2 separate regions of the Homo sapiens genome follow, and region 1 is linked to region 2. A link is a contact called in ENCODE Hi-C or POLR2A ChIA-PET data. All regions are on one chromosome and are shown on one strand. Each heading gives the region's core, a stretch centred on a gene start or an enhancer-like site at or near the end of the contact. The rest is flanking DNA. Distances are from core to core; before and after follow the strand shown.

Region 1 (6,094 bases), core at 1,657-4,156, 59 kb before region 2:
CTAAACAAGGGGTGGACTATTCATGAGTTTTCTAGGAAAGGGGTGGGCAATTTCCTAGAACTGAGGGTTCCTCTCTTTTTTAGACCATACAGGGTAACTTCCTGATGTTGCCATGACACTTGTAAACTGTCATGGGGCTGGTAAGAGTGTCTTTTAGCATGCTAATATATTATAATTAGTGTATAATGACGAGTGAGAACGACAGAGGTCACTCTCGTCTCCATCTTGGCTTTGGTGGGTTTTAGCTGGCTTCTTTACTGTAACCTGTTTTATCAGCAAGGTCTTTATGACCTGTATCTTGTGCCAATCTCCTATCTCATCCTGTGACTTCGAATGCCTAACCTACTGGGAATGCAGCCCAGCCCAGTAAACCTCAGCCCCATTTTGCCTAGCCCCTATTCAAGATGGAGTTGCTCTGGTTAAAACGTCTCTGCCATATTTCCCCCCTCCATATTTTTAAGGAGGTAAATTTGAGTAGCAAGGTAGTAAGGAACTTCTTGTAAAAATGGCAATATGTATCAGTGATTCTCCCATCAGGGGCAAGACCATAGTTTGGTAAGGCACATTCTTTACTAGGTGAGAGCCAAGGGGAGTGACAGCAATCACCACATGAAATTAGGCATAATTCATAGTTTATCTGTATAGCAGATTGAAAACCCAGAAAAAAATTGAGAAATAAATATTGATGTAAATCATCAGATTTTTCAGCAAATATAGTCCTTGTTTCCCCCAAAATAAAACAAACATTTTATATTTTTAAATATTTTATTTTCCTGTTCTTTGTGAAAACATCAATAAATATCGAAACCTCTCTGCTCTAACACAGAGGGAAACACTGCATAATTAACATTAAACAAGGCAGTATGCCTTACAAGAAAGACATAAAATGTCCAAGGGATATTTAGAACATTTTAGTTCTTAAAGCTTCAACATGAGAAATGTTGACCACACACTGTGAAATCATTTCAATAAATAACAACTGACATTCATCTTTACAGTTACAAAATAGACACACATACATTTCCCTGCCGTCACATTGATCTCACTGGCCATTTTCTTGGATTCCTCAGCCTCTATCACAGTGGCTGACATGTGATATGTCATCACGAAGAAATATTAACAAATGACTAGAGAATATCTGCAAACCTTCTATCTTCAAATTAAATATGAATCAGGATTGAACTAACTTGGGTTTGACCTAAAATAAACAATAAATATAATGGGAGAGTGTGCAAGTAGATTCAATCATAACCTTATTTTACACATAAAATATTAACATAGAATCTTCTAAAACAAACAAATAAATAAATAAATAAATAAATAGAAGACTTCTCCTAAGTGATGCTCAAACACATTAGGCGCAATCCAGGTGGCCTCTGCAGCTGTGTCTCTCTTTCCTCTTCTGTTCCTGTAAGGGCAGGGCCTCCTTCAGGAACAGCCACCAATAAGCTTCCTCCTTCCTTCTGGTCAGTTGGATTTGCCACTGTAATGAGAAAATGGGTGCCCTGAGTAGGTGCTCAGGAAAGCTGACTGCACAACAGTCTTCTCCTGTCCTGTTTCCCCAGGCTCTAGAGTTTTCTGAATGCAGTTTCCCCAGCCTGGCACCCAAGTGGGTACTGCCTGTGACAGCTGTGCTGTGTGGCAAGGACCTCTAGGCTTGGGATGCTCTTTTAGGAATGGGGGTGACGTGGGGTGGAGGAGTGGCAGTCTACACTGTTTTACTGGCTAAAACAGCCAGAGCCTATTGCTCTTTGTCATACTGGGCCTCACTTGAGCCTCAAAGCAACCTCATGATGTAGCTACCATTATTTTCCCTGTTTTGCTGAGTCTCAGATAAACTAAATAATATTGTCTCTGAGTGACATGGCTAATAGGTGGTGGCAACCAGTTATATACCCAGTGCAATATTATTGTGAAATCTCTGCACTTCAACCCTAAACTTTTACAAAAAACCAGGGGGTCTGCTTTTCAGGTCTGAAAGTCAGTAGGAACTAGGGGAAATGAAGCTTGTGTTTTTTAACAGGTGGAAAACACTTCAGCACAACTGGCAAACTCCAATGAGACCTTACATGAAAGCAGTTTTACCTACATTCACTGGCAGGAGGGAAGAACCTGGGTGGTGACCCTGGGCACTGGGAATATCCTCTGGCACCAGAACAGATTAATAACCTTAATGGCAACTTTGTGAAAATAATAATTTTTTCAGTCCTGCAGCTAACCCTGGGTTTTCCTGATTTACTTTTTAGGGGGCAGACGCCAGTATTTCTGACCAACAGCTCCAGTCGCCTGTGTACATGGAAATTATAACTTACTTTTTCAGCATCTTTTCGATGATTTTCTTAACCATGGGCGATGCGGGGTTGAGACAAGCTTTCTGCCCATTCTTGAGTGTGGCTCTGCAGAGAGAAGGGAATCTCGTGAGACAGGAGGTCGGGCTGAGGACAGGGTTTGGGGCAGCGGGAGAGTCGGGGACCCCAGCAGTGGCAGCGGCAGCGATGGGCGAGACTTACATGACTTCGGTTTGGGCGCAGTGGGGTCCGGGGGACTTCACCTTCACACTTTGGATGTTCTTGAGGTGAATTCCCTGCAGGGTCTGCAAGCACTGGCAGCGCAGTTCAGTGGCCAGGGGCGCTCCTAGGGAAGAAGAGACTCGCTGATTGAGCGGGGCTGTCGGCGCGGGGCGCCCACCCCAGCCGCGTCCGGCCCGGGGACCCCAGGGCGCCGGGACCCACCTGCTGCGCGCCGGCTGGCGGCCACCAGGAGCAGGAGCAGCAGCGCCACCCGCAGGAGCCGGGGATTGCTGGGGGCGGCGGAGAGCGTGGCGCGGGCCATGGGGCTCAGCAGGCGGTTCGAGCGGCTGTGCGAGGAGGAGAGCTGGCAAGGAGCTGCCTGTGGCCCGGGCTCTGTGGCTCTCCGAGAACGGCGAACCCCTTTTATGCATGGTTGGGGCTGGAAAGCCCGGAGTCCCGGGCCAGGGAAATTCCCGGAGCTCCAGATCGATCCCGAGTTCGGAAGGAAGGCGATGGCCCCGCCTCTGGGGTGGAGGGGGGTCGGGGCACTCACGAGTGACGTCCGGGTCTGACTGTCTTGCGTAACTCCCGCCAACTGTGGGATGTTCTCTTTCTGCCCCGAATCCCTGGAGCGGGAGCGAGAGCCCGCCGCTCTCAGAGATACCGAGATAACCGCCTGCGAGGAGGCGCTTCGTGAACCCAGTGCAGTGCGTCGTGGGTCAGATCCCTTAGACCCACGTAGGGACCGCGCTACATCCTTACCGGGGGGAGTTACTTCTCTGGAAGACATTTCAGTTGTTGGGATTGAAAGTTAGGGCAAGAACTGCAGCATGTCTTATCTATCCTCTCTCTTTAGTTTGGGTTCTGCAAATTTCATTAATGTTTGAAATAAACGCACGCTTTAACAGTACATGTGTCATCTCAGATGACGCATAAGAGCTTTTGTCTCCTTCCTGGTGTTTTATGATCTTAAAAGCAAATATCACGTGTGTGTGTGTGTGTGTGTGTGTGTGTGTGTGTGTGTGTGTGTGTTTCAACGTAGTGGAGCCAGGTGTTGGGTGCGGGAACAGACCATTGCCAAGGGTCAATTCAGTGTTTATTTTAGTTAACAGTGTTGCAATCCCCCATCCTTTCTCTCTTTGAAATCTTGGAACATCTCGAACTCTAGTAATTCCAGTAGCATCAATTTTTTGTTGTATGGAAGTCTGTGTTTTGATCCATGGAAGTCACTGGGAGCTGCGAGGGGCCTGTTGGGCTCAGGAGGTCTGCCTTTTCTAGTGCTGTCCCTGGGCAGAAAAGGCCATAGACACCACCAGAAAAGGAGCAGGGAATGAGACTCCGCTTGTTTACTACTCTAAGCACAAGCAGACATGTCTGATATATACATACTAGATTGCTAACATAATTGCATTTCCATGCCATATGTATTTACCAGCATCCTGGGATTGGTTCCCTCTAGAGAAACAGCTATCGAGGAAATTTTAGTTCTAGAGGAATGTCAATAAAGCATTTCCAAGCCTGTTTAGCTGATGCCTTCTCACTGGATTACTGACTTTTCATCATCAATTTCAATGACCCCCTCTCTTTAAAAATTAAGCTGTAGGCCTACAATACTCTGTCTTAATTCTTCCTGGTGGATGCAGACTTCAGGGATATGGAGATATTCTGCCACTGCTATGAGAAGGGCTGGGAGTGGCACGAGGATGAAGAAGTGGGACTACCTTAGGAATAGAGTGTTCCCTGGATGCTGCAGCTGTAGAGATCACTTGATAAGGATGTCAGGGCTGAAGTTTCAGCCATACCACTAACTTGCTTCATGACCCTTGGTAATTTATGCTTTATTTGCTCATGTTTCTCCCCTGTAGAAGAGCTTATAATAGTGCCTGCCTCACGGGGTTGTTAGAAGTATTGATTGTTAATATGTGTAAACCATCAGTGCATGTAAAGTGTTATGTAAATATTTGTTAAATAACAAAATAGAAGTGGTGTTTCACAACCTTACTGATATAGGCTGGATGTTTGTGTCTCTTTCAAATTCAGATGATGAAGCCCTGACTCCCTTATGTGCTAATATTAGAAGACAGGACCATGGGAAGTAATTAGGTTTAGGTGAGGTTATGAAGGTATGGCCCCCATGATGGGATAAGTGCCATTACAGCAAGAGATCAGTGAGCTTTCGATCTCTGGCTCTCTCTCCCTTTCTGCATTGTGAGGACACAGCAAGAAGGCCACCATCTGCAAACTGAGAAGAGGGCCCTCACCAAGCATGAAATCTGCCAGGATCTTAATCTTGGACTCCCCAGCCTCCAGAACTGTGAAATAATTGTTGTTTAAGCCCCCTAGCCTATGGCATTCTGTTATAGCAGCTCAAACTGACTAAGACACTTAACTAAACAGAAGCACTCTGATAAAGCCTTATGAACACACACACGCACAAAGAAAGAAATATTTTCAAAGAAACATCTTCTAATTTACCTTTAAAATTTTTCAGCATCAGAAATTTTAAAGGAGGGTGCATTTCTATCCTTATGGGATCTTACAATAATTTTTTGATCCATTGTTTGTTTGAAATTTTAGTTTCAATCACTTTCCACATAAAATGAGAATAAGAGTAAAATTCTACCCTATCCATTTATTAGAAAAGATTTATGAAATGACTCTGCCTTGGGCATTAACAGCTAGCTGCCCAAACTTCTTTATTTTGTGCTAAAGAACTAAAGAACAATAGAAAACATCAGCTTATAATGATTGCCAGACTCATCCCAAAGTATTGATGTGAGTAAATAGAAAGAGTAAAATTTCTATTATCTACAGTAACAGTCCCTCAAAAAGATGAGAAATTTCAAGAATCAGCCCATCATTTGTAAAATTATGTACGTTATTCCTAGAATTTGTTTACTAAAAATTATTTGCTTTAGGAAGGGAAGTAGAATTCCTTTTTCTTTTCTTAATATACCACTTTCCATGATTTAACTTATGACAGCCCCAGACCAAGCTTCTGAAGTTTTTAAGGGTACCAGTGTTATGAAACTTACCATAATAAATTCCTTCTTGTCTTAATATGAGTTGAGTGCCACTGTTACAGGCACAAGTTGTAAACCCATGCAATTACTAACTCAAAGATGCTATCTCTAAAATGGAAGTACAGTTTCCTAAATTCCATTCTCCCCTTTAATTTTTATTGTATTTTTCAGATTTGACTAGTACAATCTAATATACCTGCAAAATGTAGGCTTGCTGCTCCATGCCGACCACTGACATTCTTGTTACTTGGGCAGCAAAATGAGTGGTGTGGCTCTGCTTTACCGTGAATTGCCTTGAAGACTTTGCTGATATAACCTCCAACATATAGCTTGCTCCTCTAGAGGAACAGACTAGAAAATAAATAAAGAAGTACAACTGATTTTAGAGATAGATCTGATGGAGGTTGAGATATGGGGCTCTGGAATTACAGAATAGAAGACAGATAACATGGTTCATGATAAGACTTGTTAGTCCTCACACTGTTTATGCTTAGTGACTCCTTTGCTTTCAGGTTTTGCTGCCACGCATACAAAGTGGACAGTGGTACAACCCCTTTGTTG
Region 2 (5,882 bases), core at 879-3,378:
TTAATATCTTATTTTTCTATGCAAGTCTTGTGGAGAATAAACAGAGTCTTGATTCTGATAACACTGCAGAAAACATAATTTTCCAATGTGAATAATATTTTTTAATATGGTATACTTTGTTTCCCTCTTCCTGTTGTAAAGTTCTGTAGGTTTTGACAAATGCATAGTGTCACGTGTCTAACATTACAGTATCATACAAAATAGTTTCACTGTCCTAAAAACCCTCTGTGCTACACACTATTCAAACCTCCACCCTATCTTCTTAACCTTTGGCAACCACTGATCTTTTAACTGACTCTATAATTTTGCCTTTTATAGAATGCCATATAATAAAAATCATGCAGTATGTAGCCTTTTCAGACTACCTTCCTTCACTTATCAGTATGTATTTAAGATTCATCTACGTCTTTTTATGGCTTGGTAGCTTGCTCCTTTTCACTGATGAATAATATCCCATTGTATGAATATTTCACCGCTTATTTAAGAACATCTTGGTTTCTGGAGAATATGAATAAAGATGCTATAAACATTCATATGGTGGTTTATTGCAGACATATTTTAAAATCAGTTGGGTAAATACATAGGAACATGGTTGCTGGATTGCATGGTTAAATGATATTTAGCTTTGTAAGAATCTGCCAAACTGTCTTCCAAAGTGACTGAATCATTTTTTTATTCACCAACAATGAATGAGAGTTCCTGTTGCCACACATCCTTGCCAGCATTTCGTATTATCAATTTTTTGGACTTCAGCGGTTCTAATGGGAGTGTAGTGGTATCTCACTGTTGTTTTAATTTGTATTTCCTTAATGATAAATGATATTGAATATTTTTCCATTTTTTTTGACCTCTGTATGCCTTTTTTGGTGGGTGTTTTCAGATCTTTTGCTCACTTTTAACTGAGTTGCTTTTCTTTTTTCTTTAATTGTTGAGTTTCAAGAGTTCTTCGTATATTTTGGGTGTAAGTCTTGTAAAAATGTTTTGCGAATATTTTCTCCCAGTATGTGATTTGTTTCTTTATTAACAGTGTCTTTTGCATGGCAGAAGTTTAAATTGTTTTTTTCTTTTATGAATTGTGATTTAAGTGTTTTATCTAAAGTCTCATTGCCAAACCCAAGGTCACCTAGATTTTTTCCTGTATTTTCTTCTAGGCTGCTTATTTGTGTCAAATGGATTTAGATCAGCCAGGAAAGAGTAGGGTATCCCATTCTTATTGATATGATTTTAAAGAGCATATTTTCTGACAGTCTATGATTTTAAAAAACAAGTTTTCTCAGTAAAAGTGCAGCTATGAAAGACGTTGTTCTGACTCAACAGCAGCAGCCTGACCTTGGGAGAAAAGTTGTTTCCTGTTAACTTCCCAGCTGGTTTTATCTGTGACTGTTTTTTGTGTGTCTGTCTTAATTTGCAAAATGAATGGACAGTCTAATGTTTTACTTTTTCAGAGGGAGCAGATATTTTGCTTCCTCACCACACAAGCTCACCACACAATGCAGGGTTCTTAGCCTGCATCGACTTGATCATAACTCAGGAAAAGACAGATATTGGTCAATATTTCCTTCCAAAAGTGGAGATGATAAAGTAGAAGTATAGAAATCCTAAAGTCCAGACCTTCCTTGTTCAGCCAGGTTTTGCTCCTTCTCCACACACCTTTGTTCTTTTCTCCAACTTCCAAGGAATCTCACAAAGGAAGTGGGAAACAATGAACCTATTACTTCTTTCCTGCTTTAAATCCAATTCCACGTAGTCACGGAGACTGTTGGGCAGGATCTCTGGCTTGGTGGAAAGTGGGGCGTGCTGCCTAAAGTGATAGTTTGGAGGCCTTCTCTGTGCCGTCGCTATGGGAATGCCAGCTATATGTTGGCTGGGTGCGGGGCCCAGTCGCCAGGCCACACTGCACGCTTCCACATCCTCAGAGGGCCCGGGACTTGGGTCCTGGCCCCGCCCCCTGCGGACCCGGCACTCTGTCAGTTCCGTCCCCGGTCCTGGGAACCGCTCTTTACCCCACTCTGCGTGTCTGCCGGAACCTGGCTGGGAAGCGCTACTTGCTGCCCTGCCAGCCCGGGTGAGGGCGGAGCCAGGCCTCCAGCCGCGAGGACTGGAGTCGCGGGAGGTGGAGCCCCAGTCCGGAAGCCGGGGATCCGCGGCCATGACGGTGCCGGTCCGCGGCTTCTCGCTGCTCCGCGGCCGCCTTGGCCGAGCGCCGGCGTTGGGCAGAAGCACAGCACCCTCCGTAAGGGCACCGGGAGAGCCCGGGAGTGCGTTCCGGGGCTTTCGGAGCAGCGGTGTGAGGTACGAGGGCTGCGGGCGCCGGGTGCGGAGCCGCTGGCGGTGGGAGGTCGGCGGGGGCGCGGGCGGCGCTCGCGCGCGTGGGGCCCAAGGCTCGTGGGCGGCCGCGCGGCGGCGGGCTGGGTCGAGGACAGCCTTGTCTGTGAGGTGGCCTTGCCGGTCGCGCGGGCGAGTCGCAGTTGCCTCAGCTTGGGGAACGAAAACGTGCTCTGCTCTGGGCTCTCGCACCAGAATGTTCCATCTTTGCAGCAGGTGCACTTGATTTAGGAAGACATTTGAGGCACTAAGAAAAGGTAGTATAAAAACACGTGGTCGGCTTGGTCAAACATTTGTTTTTACTTTGGTTATTTTAGTGTTTCGTAAATAAAGGAGTAGGCGTTGTGCAGATGACTTACTAATGTTTGCGTTTCTGAATTCCTTTGTTAATAGTGTTGTCTAAGTCTTTTCCAACTCTAAAATTATTTATGGTTTCACAAAACCAAATATCAATCCAGATTTCTCAGTCTTTTCATGTATGGCTCTCCCTCCCTAAACCTCTGTCAGGTGATGAGACTTAGATTCATTACATGTCTTGGTTGCTGGCAAGAACCATGCAAATACAACAGGGTACGCACTCTTCTATCTTATGCTTTACCAGTCTTAGTTGCAAAATCCGTCTTAACAAGATGAAAATATATCTTCTTGACCCAGAGCTTGTGAGTCCAGAAGAGCCTCTGTTTTCAGACTTTCAGGGCTTCCAGAAATGCGCTTTCATTGCCATTTTACGTCCAAAATTGTGTCTCACTCGAGTTTTTGTATCCGCCAGTGCCCAGCACAATCCCTAGAAAAGCAATGACTGGTAACGTGGAAACTTAGATACTGTTTATTTAATTTAAATCAGTTAACTCCCTATTGTGTACATTTAGATCTTAGTCTCGAGTGTCTGAATTTAAAAATTACTTCCTATAGGATTTGCTTTGGACATAATTTCTTGTGACTAGGTCTTCCACAAGGATATGTGAGAAAATAACAGTGAATCAGAGTTGTGTAAGCTGTAGTAGGTTGGGTAAGAATGTTCCACTTAGTTTGGAACTACCAGCTAGATCTACTACCTAGGAAAAGCAGATTCTGTAGAATTCTATTTGTTTTAAAGAATTGAGGAAATTATTTGCCGTCACTCTAAATTACTTGTTTGTATCATTATTTTTTGAATTTCAGTTGTTTTAGGGGTGCTTTTCAGGGTGAGGATAACTTGTTTCAAATAGTACAACTTGATTAATTTCCCTGTCAGCTTGCTGTAAACAACTCCATCTCCCCATCTTCTCCATGACCTGCATACATTGAATGGAAGTCATTACAAACAACAGTTACAACCCCAAAATTTGGTTGTAGCCCCTTGCTTTGTACACACACACCAACTCATGTAGAATTCAAAACTTTTAAGTTACACATAATGACCTCTTTATAATTTAAAATAGTTGAGTGCAAAGGTTTTGGAAAGCTATTATCCCTATGCACTGTAAGAGTTACTAATTTCAGCCCGGCTGCTTTCAGTTCCACTTGATGCAGATTATAGTTATAAAAAAAGTAATATATTTTGATAGTTTTTATTTTTTAAAGAGGGCACTAGGCAAGTTAAGATAAGGCGGGGGTTTTGACGCCCTCTTTGTACTGAATACCATCTCTGAAGGTGAGGTTGGCCCCAAGGTTGAGAAACACCTGTGGACTGGTGGGTCTCGGGTGGGGAGGAATTCGGACAGTGTGTTGATGCTTATTGGTGTCTCTTTTCTCTTCTAGGACCAGCAGAGAGAAGAGATTCCATCTTCCAGAGGTTGCCACTGTCTGCCTCCCCACTTGTCCCCATCCACAGTCATCTTTTTTATATATATAATGACACATTAGTTGTCTAGTTCTTCATAGTTAATGTGGTTTAAGTCTGACATCTTTTCTTTTGCCATGAAATTTACACCTTAGTGTTATTCTCACTGAAAATTGCCTTTGAGTTTGATAAACTCTTATCCCAGTGATATTGACTGTTTTAAATTAACAGATTTATCACCATTTCTGAGCTGTGTAGGGCCTTAATTGAAAAAGTATCTTTGATTATTTTTTCACATTTTGGCCACATGCCTATAATAATGGAATATTTACAGTACTTTTTAGTGGAGAACTTTTTTAAGTAGAATTTCAATAATTAATGTTTGATGGAGTTTGGAAGTTACCGTATTTTGAAGTATCGTTTAACATTCTTCTCTCAATGAGTTTTCCTTTAAAATTTGCAGTGAATTTGTTTTCCTGTTTATGCATGAGAATTTAGGTCTTATTAATTGGGGGAAATTAATGTTAAAGTAATAAATAAGCCCTTGTTGCAGCTTATTGTTTCTTGAAATGAATTAACTATCCAGGCAAAAGGTTAAAAATGAAAAAAAAAGTCTTTGTAACTAAATTTTTCCCATTTTGTTGTGGTATTTGAGGAGTTTACAAATCAAAATGTCCTGGGTTAAAAGGCATCACATGAGTTTGTGCCCATTGCTTTTCAGTGTGAGGAGTCTGATAGCAGCCCATCCCATTTGGGTGGGAAGGTTATAGACCTTGCACATTAATGCCATGCTCAAAGCAGATTTGCAGGTATCCTGCAACACAGGGACTTTCACAAAACCCGCTTTGGCTTATTCTACCTGAACTACTTATTTTAATTAACTAAATGGATATCCCAAGCATTCCATGTTTATCCTGTTGCTCAGTGAATCCTCAAATCGTTAATTTGGTAGATTCTCTTTTTTGTCTTCATACTATTATTTCTTTTAGCTTTTAAAAAAATTGTGTACTGCCTACAGGTCTTTATGGAAGTTTCACCTTTCTTTGTGTCGCACTGGCATCGGCTGTATAATTTTTGCAGCTAGACCACATTTTAAAAAAATCTACATTTTTGGAACTAGTAAAAGATACTTATTTGTGTTATTTAAGTATTCACGTCTTTTACCGTGGGTAGTTAAGTTTAATAATTTAAAAAGACACATTTTATCAGTAACAATGTTCATTTTATTTTTCAGACTCTTCCCTCTACTACTTACTCTGTATTTCTGTCTCTTCTAATGACTAGGAAAGGCAGTTTCTCAAAATCATCTTCTATTTAGTTGGCAAATGTGATAATGTGGGTAGTGTTCCTACCTTCCTGCTGTATGTGTTCTACTGAAATGAGATATAATAGCCATCTGGCTACAATTTTGATTTCTAAGAAGTTCTTATGTCATTTTAAATTCAAAAACTAAGTGTTTCAACATTTGGTCTCTCATATCTTAAGTTTTATTTTCTTTGTTCCAGCTGTTCAGAGATAGTGTGTTCTAATATCTCCACAATCAAGATTTTTGACTAAAATGGATCAGTACATGAAAAAGAGGGACTAGTATTAATTTTAGATCTTGTTAGTTAATCATGGTCTTACTAATAATTTGGCAAGTTCTTTAATGAGCCAAATCTTTGTATTTCAAATGCCTTGAAGTTGTTATTCTTTCCTATTAGTACCCTGATGGGAGGATGAAAACAGCAGAAAGGAGCAGCACCAGATGATCTTTTCATGGGCACGTACTCTTTCAAGGAATCCCATGGAGCTC

The links. Hi-C counts contacts between places; a loop is a spot of excess contacts on that map. ChIA-PET counts read pairs that join two places held with the same protein, here RNA polymerase II (POLR2A). Pooled maps may share reads with other maps.
Region 1: a map of MCF 10A shows a loop between it and region 2 (12-fold over the local background). The contact joins the promoter of CXCL2 here to the promoter of MTHFD2L in region 2. A Hi-C loop is called at or near these places in 4 of 168 maps with a recorded cell type or tissue (MCF 10A, ascending aorta, chondrocyte and 1 more) and 14 of 50 pooled maps. POLR2A ChIA-PET finds 5 or more read pairs at or near these places in 7 of 52 experiments (A549, A673, HepG2 and 4 more).

Annotation. Positions count from the first base shown.
Region 1 is chr4:74,096,289-74,102,382 of GRCh38, forward strand. CXCL2 (C-X-C motif chemokine ligand 2) reads right to left here and starts at 2,907. Exons shown (of 4, transcript NM_002089.4): 1 at 2,733-2,907; 2 at 2,511-2,634; 3 at 2,313-2,396; 4 at 752-1,483. The coding sequence starts at 2,832. The coding sequence ends at 1,468.
Region 2 is chr4:74,155,990-74,161,871 of GRCh38, forward strand. MTHFD2L (methylenetetrahydrofolate dehydrogenase (NADP+ dependent) 2 like) reads left to right here and starts at 2,129. Exons shown (of 8, transcript NM_001144978.3): 1 at 2,129-2,292. The coding sequence starts at 2,150. RefSeq lists enhancers at 1,268-2,026, 2,027-2,783.